Regions from separate parts of the Homo sapiens genome. Here region 2 is linked to region 1. The links are chromatin contacts, found by Hi-C or POLR2A ChIA-PET in ENCODE. All regions are on one chromosome and are shown on one strand. Each heading gives the region's core, a stretch centred on a gene start or an enhancer-like site at or near the end of the contact. The rest is flanking DNA. Distances are from core to core; before and after follow the strand shown. Region 1 has its middle 11 kb from the start of LINC02205. Region 2 holds the start of SALRNA3 (senescence associated long non-coding RNA 3).

Region 1 (5,990 bases), core at 2,296-4,795:
CCCCCACCCTGACTGCCCTCTGGAACCCAGATGGATGGGTGGCTCATATGTTTTCAAGCCAGGCTGTATTGGGCAGGTTAAAATGTTTTATTTATTTGGACAAACAAGCAACGTGGGCCAGACACCGTGCATTAGTGAATCAGAGCCCTCCAGCATCTCACCGTCCAGCGCAGGCATGAGGCAAATGACCAGGCCATTGCAGTGGGGCCTATGAATGGACAAGGAAGGGTGCATGGAACCTGGCCTGAGAAATCAGAGAACTTCCTGGGGGAAGGGACGTTTCAAGTGAGCCAGTTGGAGATAGGAGGCCCTAGTTCCCTGTGGGCAGCAAGGGGGCCAGGATGCCCAAAGCCCCCTTCCCTGTACAGTCAGACCTTCAGTGAATCACCGAACTGCCATGTCGCTGATGGCTTAGATGCCAGCTTGGGGATTTCTATGGCTCAGCAGCTGTTGATGGCTTCACGTCAGAAATGGCTTGTTAAAGCCAGGCAGGGCAGGGCTTCAGGCTGGCCCTGCAGAATTGGAATCTGGAGGGTTGGTGGCAAGTCAAGGACTCTGTTTTAAACCAGTGGATTGTCCACAGAGTGCACTTGGTGTAACGCTACTTTAGCGGGGAGGCATGCTCCCCTAGGACTCAGCCCGTGCCTCATACAATGGAAGCATTCAATAAATAAGCAGCAAGAGCAAGGAAGAAAATAAAGAAAAGGGAAGATGTATATTTTGCCTTCTTCTGCTGTGAGTTTGTAATCTTTCTAGGTAGATAAATTACCCACACAGAAAAGGTTCCTGCCTTCGCCCATCCTGAGATAACCCACAAACACTCCACCCCATTAGGCACCAGTAAACTTTCACTACCCAGAATAGACAGGTGGGGCTGAGGGGATTCCTGGGAGGAGGACTGGGTTGGCCTGTGAGGCCGGGGACAGGACAAGAAAGCTCTCTGCACTCAGTCAAATCCAGTTCGGCCAGCATTTATTGAGTGCCTACTGTATGCAGGGCTCTGGGCTAGCTGCGGAGGCTATGGGATAAAGTAAAGGCCCTTGCCATCTAGGAAACAACTATGTATAAAGGAAGATAGATATGTACATAATAAATTACAGCTCGGGCCAATAGAGTGAGAGAAGACAGCTGCCACGTCACAGCACAATGATTAAAATCTGGGCTCTGGAATTAGACAAGCCAGGTTCAGATCTTTGTCCCATCATGGCCCAGCTAGGGGACCTGGAGCAAGTTCTCAACACCATTTAGTGTCACATCCTTCTCTGTAAAATGGGCATCAACTGAGAAGGTAATACAGGGTTATAAGGATGATGCATGTAATGAACTTGGTGCTAGGCCGGGCCTGGGAACCACTCAGCAATGTTGACTCTGTTGATTGTAATGTACAGAAGAGAAAGTGATGAGCTCTGTCAAGGTAGGGGTTGAGGGCTGTGATGCCAGGACAGCGTTTTGAAGGATGAAATGAGTTCACCAGGCAGGTAAGGGTGGAAGGGCTTTGAAGGCAGCAGGAACAAAGGCCTCTCCAAAGCATGTCCACATTGCCTTTGAGACTATTACCAGAAAACAATAAACAGCTAGATGCGGCTGGAGCTTAAAGGGCTAGAGGTGAGAGGGACGGAGAGGAGGGGGAGATGAAGCTGTGGCGCTGTTGGGGAGGGTCTGAAGTGTCATACTATGGAGCTAACGGGTGGCTAATAAGCTGCAGTCGTGCCATCACCTTGATGCTGCAACCAAGGAGACATTGCTAATCAATGATAGAATGTGTCCTTGCTGAGCCAGGATGTGACTTTAGCATCATTCTCAGCAGCCACTACCAACTGATTGGCATTGACATGTAAGTTGAAGGCTGTTTGCCCCCTCTGGGTGAGAACTAGACGTTGGTCCTTCTTGAAACCAGACATACATCCTTGCACCCAGCTGGGAGTCCTATCAAACCCTTCCTGTCTTTGCCACACTGTGGTCTGGCTTCAGTTGGCTGACAAGACATAGTTTTTTGTTTTTCTTATGCTGGCCTTCTCTGGATCTGTCCTACCCATGGTCTGGGAGGCAGCCGGAGCAGCCTGCCATTTGAGGTTTGGCTGAGCCTGGGCTGTTCCACCCTGCCTTCCCCACAGCAAGGGCAGTGGCACACCCATTCCTGGCCAGCACTGGACTGCTTGGGTGGGCAGATCCCCCTACAGGAGCAGGTTTGGCGTGGCCCAGCCTGGTTTACTCTCCACCTGTAGAAGCTGCAGCTGGGGCCACCACATTAGGTCCAATGACCACTTTCCAATCTCTCCCCGAGAAGCTTCCAGTTTGGGCAGAGCCTATGGGCAGGGTGGGGACCATTCCAAGACGGGCCACTACAATAGCCCAGAGAAACACCACGTAGTACAAGCATGCTCCATTTTAAGCAAACCCTGTATTTGGAGCGGCATAAACTTGAAGTGAAGAGCACAGATTTGGTTTCCAGATGGCCTGGGCTCAAATCCTGGCTCTGCCACTTACCAGCTCTACTACTTATCTTTTTCTGTGTGCCAGTTTTCTCATCTGTAAAGTGGAAATAATAATGGTTATTCCTCTTGGTTTTGTTGCAAGAGTTAACCGAATGATTCTAAGGGAAGCATTGGCACTTAGTAAACACTAGATAAAGACTGTTCCAAGGAAGGGCAGAATGAGCACAGAAGGGCTTGTGAGTAGGAAGGAATGGGTCTGAGCATACCTTCGCGTGAAGGCAAAGCTATGTAGAGGGGCTGTGATGTAGTACACTGGGTTGCTGAAAGCTCAGAGCTTCCCTTCCAGCTATCAGGGCTGACAGGAGAGGCCTGGACCCAGCAACCCATTCAGCCCCGTCGTGATACCCTGGGGATTCTTGCTTCTCCCCCATTGAAACTGGTCTCCCTGCTCTCCAGAGGCAGAGAACTCCAGTGAACTCCCTGCAGGCGACTCCCTCCAACCTGGTGAGATGGGAAATTAATCTCCCTTGAAACCTATACTTAACATACAGGATTCTGTTCCCCAGTGAGACAATGAAATTAATCTGCCACTAATTTTCTGTTTGCCAACCCTGGGTTGCAGCATTTCTAATTCTGCTTTTCCAACTGTCTTGAGTCGGGTGAAACAAAGACTTAATCTCTTCTCTGGACTTGTTTATTCTGTCTTCAAAAAATGAATCACGCTGGCATTTTGCTCTACTGGTTTGGGGAAGGAGGGTGGAATGAGGTTTCCTTATCTCCCCCGGAGGCCATGGATTCCAGGCCTGTCTCTCTAGCCTCTCCCCAGCTTTCTGGGTGTGAGGGGATTAGGGGCCCCTATGATCTGTTTGCTTACTCTGAGTCTGAATGTATCAGTCACAGGGTGACTAACAGGCTGCCTCCTTGGGAACTGGGCGGGAAGGGGAGGCCCCTAAGTTTGAATGCCAATTTCTTGAGCGAGGCTAGGACCTGGGTCCCTTCCTCCCAGGGGGTGTTGTGGGGGAAGGTGGGGGAATCATGACCTGGCCCCACCTGCCTGCCTTTCTAACCTCTATTGCCAGCACCTAAGCCTCCAGCCACACCAACCGCCTGTCATTTCCTGAGCATGGTACCTTCCAAGCCATTCGCTCTGCTTGGCCTCCTTTTCCCCTGCACAGGGTAGGGCTTGACCTCTCTGTGCCTCAGTAAAACAGGAATAATAATAGTACCTGCCACAGGGGTGGAAGTAAGGACTAAATGAGAATCTCCCCTAAAGACTTAGAAGTGCGTGACATTAGCAAGTGCTTGATAAATGAGAACCAGGATTGTCATCACCTGACTCGCATGTCCCCACCTCTGGGACACCTTCCCAATCTCCCAGCAGAAAGATCCTTTCCTCTGGAGGCCCCAAGGCTCCCCCTGAGCCTCTGTGGAATCCTTATTCTGCTGCTTACAGTGGAGCCAGGGAGCATAACCTCTCTGCATTTCATTTTCCTCCCGCTGCGGAATAGAAATAATGATAGTGATGACCTCATCCCGGGTTGTCAGGAGGATTAAATGAGATAATGCTCATTAAGGGCTTAACACAGGGCACGACCTCAAGCAGTAAATCAATGTTCTGATGTGTGGTTATGATGGTTAATAATTAATGAGCATGCATTGTGAAGTCTGTCTTCCATCAGCAGAAACTCCCTGAAGGTAGAGGAGGTCCTCAGTCTTTCGTGGGACTCTTGGTGCTCACCTGTTGGGTGGGAACAAGGGCCTGATTCCTGAGCATGGTGGGTGAGGCTAGGCTGGCTGGTGGAGGGTGCCCACCTGTCCTGAGCGCAGGCCACTCTCACTGTTCAGCATAGTGTCCTTGGAGATACCTCCTGGGCCCTGCCTGAGCGAGCTTGGGCCCCAGCCCGGGCCACCACTGGCTTTGCTGTCTTCACTGTTGCCGATGAGCTGCACCGTGCACCTAGTAATGGTCACGACCACATCCCTCTCACCGTTCCCATCACCCTGAGCAGTGTCACTATCCTATCAGCACCAAGCCCCTGTCCTAGAGTGTCACCGCTGAGGGAGACCTTGGAAACCATCTGCTCCCATATCCCAGACTTATGCTTGAAAACTAAAGATGAGAGAGGTGCTCCAACTGGCCTAACACCACACAGCAAGTTGGAGGCAGTGCCAGGATTGGATCCAAAGCCTCTTGACTCCCACTGCAGGGCTCTTCCCAACACTTTGCTGCCTGTCCTTGCTTCACCAGAACCCCTGTCATCGTGCTGCAGAAGAAGGACACTCATATTTATTGAGCATCTACTATGTGCCAGATACTGTGTAGGCTTGTGTATTAGCTCAGTTACTCCTCCCAACACATCTGGAAGGGGTGATGTTATGCTCCCCATTTTACAGATGAAGAAACTGAAATCACTTGATCAGGATCACAGTAAGGCAATGAGGTAGGTGGAGTTGAAACCCAGATCTATCTAACTCTATATCCAGTGCTCTTTCCATTCTCCTTGAAGCTTCCTTTGGAAAGACTGGCACAGCTGGGCCCCAGCCCTGGGTGAATGGGTGGGAGCTGCCAGCCCAGCATCTTCATTCCTTTCTCTGCTGTGGACAGACGTGGAGGACCTGCGGACAACCAAATTACAGACAGTGACAGGACTGATGAACAGCCAGGCCTGCTTTTCCTGCTGGGGGTTTCCACTGCCTGGGTGACCCAGCCTGTGGCCCGCCCACCTGGACAGACAGAGTCCTGCCCTGCCCCGCCTGTGGGTGGGTGGGGTGGTAGTGGGCTAGGGGTGGGCTGGGGCCAGTGGAGCAGCAGAGACTAGGGCCGTGCAGCTGCCACGAGCCTCAGGCCGGTGGTGCCAGGAAAGGGGCAGGAAGTGGTTTGTGGGGAGTGGTGGCAGGGCTTGGGCTGTGCGATGTGGCTCTGCCTGAGGTTTCTGCTCTGGAAACCTGACTCATGTGGACAAAGACCAGGCTGCCCCACTTCCCCAGGGGGCAGTTAGAGCAATTACAGGCCCTGGCACAGTGAGGCCAGGGGGTTGTGCTCTCAGTGGGAGGCTGAATCAGGACCCGGGAACCCAAGGCTGCCCTAGGGGTTAGTGATTTCACCACTGGCCGGGTGGGTGGAGGGTGTATGGGAGGACGCGTCCACGCAGGCAGGCAGTGGGCTGAGCAGCAGGGAGGAAGCCGGTGGCCATGGGGAGGCCTGTGCTTGGCCTGTGGGGAGGGTCTCGTGGAGTCTGGAGTTTGGGGCCCGAGCCCAGCTTGGTTCTGACTTGGGGTTCTTGAGCCCCAGCTTGTGAACTTGGGCAAGGACCTTTCTTTCTCTGAGCCTCACTTTCTTTCTTTATCTCTAAAATGAGGTTTCCACCAGCTCTAAGAATTAGATGACTCTGCCCTGCCCCCACCCAATCAAAGGAGCCTACAAACCACAAGCGAGCAAAATAACAACACAGAAAACCACAGCTGAGAAGTCATAACTGCTGGAGACAGGCTAGGCCCTGCTCTGAGCCTCTGCATGTTTCCCATAGCCTTCCAGCAGCCCCGGTATGCCCCTCT
Region 2 (5,990 bases), core at 1,892-4,391, 120 kb before region 1:
AATTATATAATTATATAATTAATTAATTAATTATATAATTAATTAGAATATATAATTAATATATAATATGTATTTATATATTATATATTATATAATATAATTATATATATTATATAATTATATAATATATAGTATATAATAATATAATAATATATAATAATATATGTAAGAATTTATATATTCTTAAAAAAAACAGGCAAAACTAAACTACAGTATTTATGAACTCGTGCCTCATTGATAATAACACTATAAAGAAAAAGAAGAAAGTAATTATTGTGAAAATCTTTGTATCAGTCAGTGTTCCATCAGGGAAGAGGAACCCTGTGAATATTGTAGAATGCAACATTCATTCTAACTAGAGGAAATAGACCCTATGCAGTTACGAGAGAAGCTGGGGAAGTATAGCTTCAAAAAAGAGTTCAAGGGTAGAGAAAAGCTACTAAACAACCACCTGAAGGTCTGTTTGTCGTGGAGTGAACACATCAGAGCTTTCTAGAAGATCCAGAAATCAGGCACGTGAGGCTGCTGGAGTAGGACTGTGAAGGGCTGGTGGAGGGAAGAAGTCAGTTGAAGACTAGAGCCTCTGCATAGCTACCACACCTGAGGATTGGCAGCCAAATATCCAGTGGTGAGCTGGGAAAACTGTTGGTTCAGCGTGGCCTGCCTCGGAAAGAAGAGCTGGATGTGCAGCATGGGAGGACAAGGACAGGGACACCTGTGTCTGTCTGTCACCACATCTAACTGTGACAGCCTTTATGACACAAAACTTGCTGTTCACTTCTGCCTTCCATCTTGCAAAGAAAATAAAAATTAGGTGGTGGGAGTGGGGTGGAGTAGGGAAGGAACAAATCTAGTTGAGTTATTTTACAAGTAACTCAGGAATTCCAGGAATCCTAATTCCATTTTAGCCAAGTTGACACAGTCCAGATCCCACAGTCAACAGGGTGGCTACATGTACAGAGAAGATTGATGCTAGCAACAAAGCACCCAGGGACTTCTGGAGGGCTGATGATGTCCTGTTTCTTGCCCTGGATGGTGACTACATGGATGCTCATGATGTAACTGCACATTTTTGTTTGTGAACTTGATGTATATAATATTAAAAAATAAAACTGTAAAAAAGCAACTGGGATGTGTCTCTTCTCCATTCCATCTTCTACTGTGAAGCAACTAGGGCATTCTGTGCTGATTCCTTCTGCAGAGGAGATGATTGCGAAAATGTAAAGAAAAAACAACATCCCCCCACACCCCAACTTTTTACATTTCAAAACTTAAGCCCATCAGGTAATGGAAAAACCACACGACCACTATACTGTATTGACAAATGTCAATAGTGGACTTAGATTAAAGGAAAATCCAGACACAGACATTCCGTGGCTAAATCAAACAGTGTTTACTTATCTAAAGTAAACAGAAGGGGCCATGCAGTCAGGACACAGGCTGGAGAGAAGAGCAATGTTATTTGAGACAGGTAGAGGTGCACACGTGATTGGCTCATGCTTGTGCATGACAGTGTCCATGTGGGGCTCACATCAGACCTTTAGAAGCTTGACTGCTCCATTTGTGCCAGCTGCATGTGCTGAGGGTGAGTGTAGCTCTATTTACTAAAACTGGTGCTGTTGTCATTACCTACTTAATCTAGGAAGATACTTCCAGCTTTAAAACTGGTGCAGTCCTGCAGGCAGTTAGTGTAATTATATGTTGGGGACCACCTCACATAAGCCAGATGCCCCTCATCAATCTCAGGGTCTCATTACATGGAATATGAGAACATATTTCATACAGTCCACATTCCATTCTATTCAATCCACTGAAGCACAAAGACAATCCTCTTTTATCATCCTTTGCCTCCCCATGCCCAAACAGCCCAGTCTCCATGTATGGCTAAACCCAGTGCTGTGGGCTAGAACCAAGCTTAGCTTCCCAGGTGTCTCTAGGAATCATGCTAATAGGCTCTTAGATCAGGAAGATGATATATTACAAAAGTACTTGCAACAGAGACTAATTATTTGGAAGAAAACATCATGGGTGATATGGTTTGGCTGTGTCCCCACCCAAGTCTCATCTTGAATTGTAGCTCTCATAATCCCCACATGTTGTGGGAGGGACCTGGTGGGAGGTAATTGAATCACGGGGGCAGTTACCCCCATGCTGTTCTCATAACAGTGAGTGAGTTCTCATGAGATCTGATGGTTTTACGAGGGGCTTTTCCCCTTTTGCTCAGCACTTCTCTCTCCTGCTGCCATGTGAAGGATATGTTTGCTTCCCCTTCTGCTGTAATTGTAAGTTTCCTGAGGCCTTCCCAGTTATGCAGAACTGTGAGTCAATTAAACCTCTTTCCTCTATAAATTACCCAGTCTCAGGTATTTCTTCATAGCAGTGTGAGAATGGACTAACAAGATGAGTAAAGAGCAAGATAGGTTGTCATCCAACCCTCCAGATTAGAATGTTCCCTCCCTGGGCTGTGGTTAGATGGAGAGAGTAGGGAGGCATGGTGTTATAAAGCTACTGTCTCCAGCTCCTAATAACTCTTCTGTGCTCAGCTCTGCAATGGTGAGGCTGTGACTTTGCAACCCAATTTCCTTGTTGCCAGCTGCTGCCTGTTAGGTCCTGATAATAGGGGATGCTAAAAGGAGACCAGACAACAGGAAGATGGAGAAGAGATGTTCCTTCCCCATGCTTGCTGTTCCTGTCACCGTTATCCCAGCAGTGGAGTTGGTTCCAGTTTCCTTCGTTTTGCTAAGTTCCCACGATCAGCCCATCTCACCCCATCAGTTACCAGCAGCATCCAGGTAGCACCCTCTCCTAAGAAGACCAAGTCCTAACTTAGACCTTCCCTCTGAGCTCTTGTGTTGCAGCCGCATTTAGCTCATGCCCCCTCCTGAGAGATCTAGGTCCCAGCTCTGTGAACCCCCTCCTCGAGTTTCTTGAGGTACCGATACCAGCAGGCCGTTACCCTTTTCTGAGAAGTCTTTGTCCTAGTTTTGTGAGGGCGTCCTCCAGGATTCTGGGTTCTCATAGCCCCAGCCCTTTCCCTCTGTTCCTCTAGTCCTAGGAGTGGTGGCTGTTTCCTGCAGTTACTACGTTTGCATGATAACAGGTGTTCCTTTTCTTCCTTTCAGTCCTTTGCTATCCATCCAGCCAATTCCCTATATTAAATCCCCTTGTTGACTGCTAACAGGTATGAGTTTTTTTGTAGGGGGTGAGGGTTGATGAAACTGTTTTGGAATTAGATAGTGGTGATGGCTTCACAACATTCTGAATATACTAAAACTCCCTTACATGGGTGAATTTCAGGGTATGTGAATTACGTCTGTAAAAATATAAATCTTCTGTGTTGGAATGCCTGACTGGATCCTGGTTGATATAGCATTCATCAAGGAGAGTGTGATGGTTAATTTTGTGTCAACTTGGCTGGGCCACAGTGTGCTCAGATACTTGGTCAAAGATTATCTTGAGTGTCTCTGTGAGGGTGTGTTGGATGAAATTCACATTTAAATTGACGGACTTTGAATAAAGCAGATTGCCCTCCATAGTGTTGGTGGGCCTTATTCCCAGCAGTTGAAGGCCTGAATAGAACAAAAATTCCCGTTTCCCCTGAGCAAGAGAAGATTCTCCAGCAGACTGCCTCTAGACTTGAACTGAAACATCAGCTCTCCTGGATCTCCAGCCCTCCCTGCTGATTGTGGACTTCTCAGCCTCCATAATTGTGTGAATGTGAGCCAGTTCTTTATAAGAAATCTCTTGGCCAGGCACGGTGGCTCACACTTGTAATCTCAGCACTTTGGGAGGCTGAGGTGGGTGGATCATGAGGTCAGGAGATTGAGACCATCCTGGCCAACATAGTGAAACCCTGTCTCTACTAAAAATACAAAAATTAGCTGGGTGTGGTGGTGCACACCTGTAATCCCAGCTACTCAGGAGGCTGAGGCAGGAGAATCACTTGAACCCAGGAGGCAGAGATTGCAGTGAGCCGAGATGGCGCCACTGCACTCCAGCCTGGTGACAGAGTGAGATTCCATCTCAAAAAAAGAAGAAATCATCTATCTATCTTTCTATTATCTATCTAGCTATCTATCTGTCTATCTATCTATCTATCTATCTATCTATCTATCTATCTATCTATCTATCTATCTGTCTATCTCCTATTGAGTCTGTTTCTCTGGAGAACCATGACTAATACAGACAGGTAGCTGTTGTTGGGTCCCAGGGAGAAGAGAATGAGCCCTGGTGAGGCCCTGACAGATTTGCGGGATCTGAGAATACGGGCACCTATGTCTGTGTTTCCTGGTAGGGCTTCAAGGGGTGGCAAGATCGTAGAGAACTGATGGCTTCAGTTGTATGGAGCATCTAGGCAGATGAGATCTCACAGCATTTCTCAATTCTTATGTCACAAGAACAGAATGATTGCCAGGAGCTTGAGAGTGGAACAGAAGTAGCAGAGAGACTTTTAAGGACCACTGACTGAGGACTAGATGGGACAATGGACAAGTTAGTGACACGCTTCGATGATATTGAGGACTTAAAAGATCACCCCTCCCATTGGAGCCTTGGTTCTCTGCAAGTCCTTTGTAAATTTCACCCCAGAGAAAGTAGGAAGAGTCCCTAAATTAACTGAAATGGTGTTTCTGCTACTCCAGCAGACTAGGGGCTCCTAAAAGAAATTCAATTCAGTTTTGGGATATGAAAAAAATTGTTCTTTCTTACATATCTGAACTTGTGAATTGAGATTCACAGCCACTTTAAAGTCTTGTTTTTATTTTTATTTTTTTATTTTTATTTTTATTTTTTGAGGCAGAGTTTTGCTCTTGTTGCCCAGGCTGGAGTGGAATGGCGCAATCTCGGCTCACTGCAACCTCCACCTCCTGGGTTCCAGTGATTCTCTTGCCTCTGCCTCCCGAGTAGCTGAGATTACAGGCATGCACCACCACGCCCGGCTAATTTTGTATTTTTAGTAGAGATGGGATTTCTCCATGTTGGTCAGGCTGGTCTTGAACTCCCAACCTCAGGTGATCCGCCCACCTTGGCCTCCCAAAGTGCTGTGATTACAGATGTGAGCCACTGTGCCTTGCAAGTACTTGCTTTTATTTACTTTCAGGAGAAACTTGGGGATTTTTGTGGTATGGCATGAAATGGATTTTCCGGAATAGAATCATCACGTGTAACTCTGCCACATAGAATTTAGGAGTCTGTGAGGCAGAAAGGTCAGGGCCAGCAGGGCAGCTGTGTATCTAGGTTATTACAATGGCTGGCCATGGGCAGAATGCCTGAAGATGTTAAAACAACCTAGAATTTATACAGATGAATAAAAGTTTCCCAATAGCTATTAAGTTTAAAAAATAAGAGCAAAAAGAGAAACACTGATGTGTCAGACAGAAAGATAGGAAAACACAAGGCAAAGCCACAGAAATGAAAATAGCCTGGTTCCTGCGCAGAAATGGGCAGATAGACACATGGAAAGAATGGGAAGTCCCAGAACAGGCCATATACGTGGGAATGTTAAGAGACTGCCACACGTAACTTGGGACAGAACAGATTGGTTATTAAATGGCATTGGAAAAACTTGTTCACTATGAAGAAAACATTGAATTCTTACTTCTTACCCTTAGACTTAAGGGTGAAACTTAAAGGTGAAACTATAAAGCTAAAAGGAGAAATTGTTGAAAAATATCTTTGTTATTTAGGGATAACCAAGAACGTCATATGTAAGACCCTCAAAACCTCTGCCCTTAGGGGAAAAAAGGAACATATTTGATGACAGCAAAATTAAACATTTTGTTACCTGAAGGTGTTCATAGATGAAATTAAAAAATAGGTCACAGGTTGGGAGGTAATTTTTACAATGTTAAAAATTATTGGGACCAATGGATAACATTGAATGTAAGCTCTTAATTAGACATTAGTATTGTATAAATGTTAAATGTATTCAGTGAGGAAATTTTATTATGGTTTATGTAGGAGAAAGCCTTTGTTCCTAGGAGATCTACACT

The links. A loop is a pair of places that touch in the nucleus more often than their neighbours do. ChIA-PET counts read pairs that join two places held with the same protein, here RNA polymerase II (POLR2A). Pooled maps may share reads with other maps.
Region 2: a loop to region 1 is called in a map of Caco-2, with 11 times the contacts of the local background. The contact joins the promoter of SALRNA3 here to the enhancer-like site in region 1. A Hi-C loop is called at or near these places in 1 of 168 maps with a recorded cell type or tissue (Caco-2) and 1 of 50 pooled maps. POLR2A ChIA-PET finds 5 or more read pairs at or near these places in 2 of 52 experiments (CD4-positive, alpha-beta T cell and Panc1).

The regions. Positions count from the first base shown.
Region 1 is chr15:70,492,329-70,498,318 of GRCh38, reverse strand. No RefSeq gene overlaps it. Among named protein-coding and RNA genes, the nearest start is that of LINC02205, 11 kb to the left of the region's middle. RefSeq lists enhancers at 4,973-5,517, 5,929-5,978. Within about 2 kb of position 3,545, at least 7 of the 41 ENCODE cell types and tissues checked have a DNase peak (open chromatin) inside an H3K27ac peak, as active enhancers do; they include Panc1, where a contact is called at or near this core.
Region 2 is chr15:70,612,698-70,618,687 of GRCh38, reverse strand. SALRNA3 (senescence associated long non-coding RNA 3) reads right to left here and starts at 3,141. Exons shown (of 1, transcript NR_126481.1): 1 at 2,121-3,141. RefSeq lists a cis regulatory region at 1,391-1,402 and an enhancer at 1,324-1,468.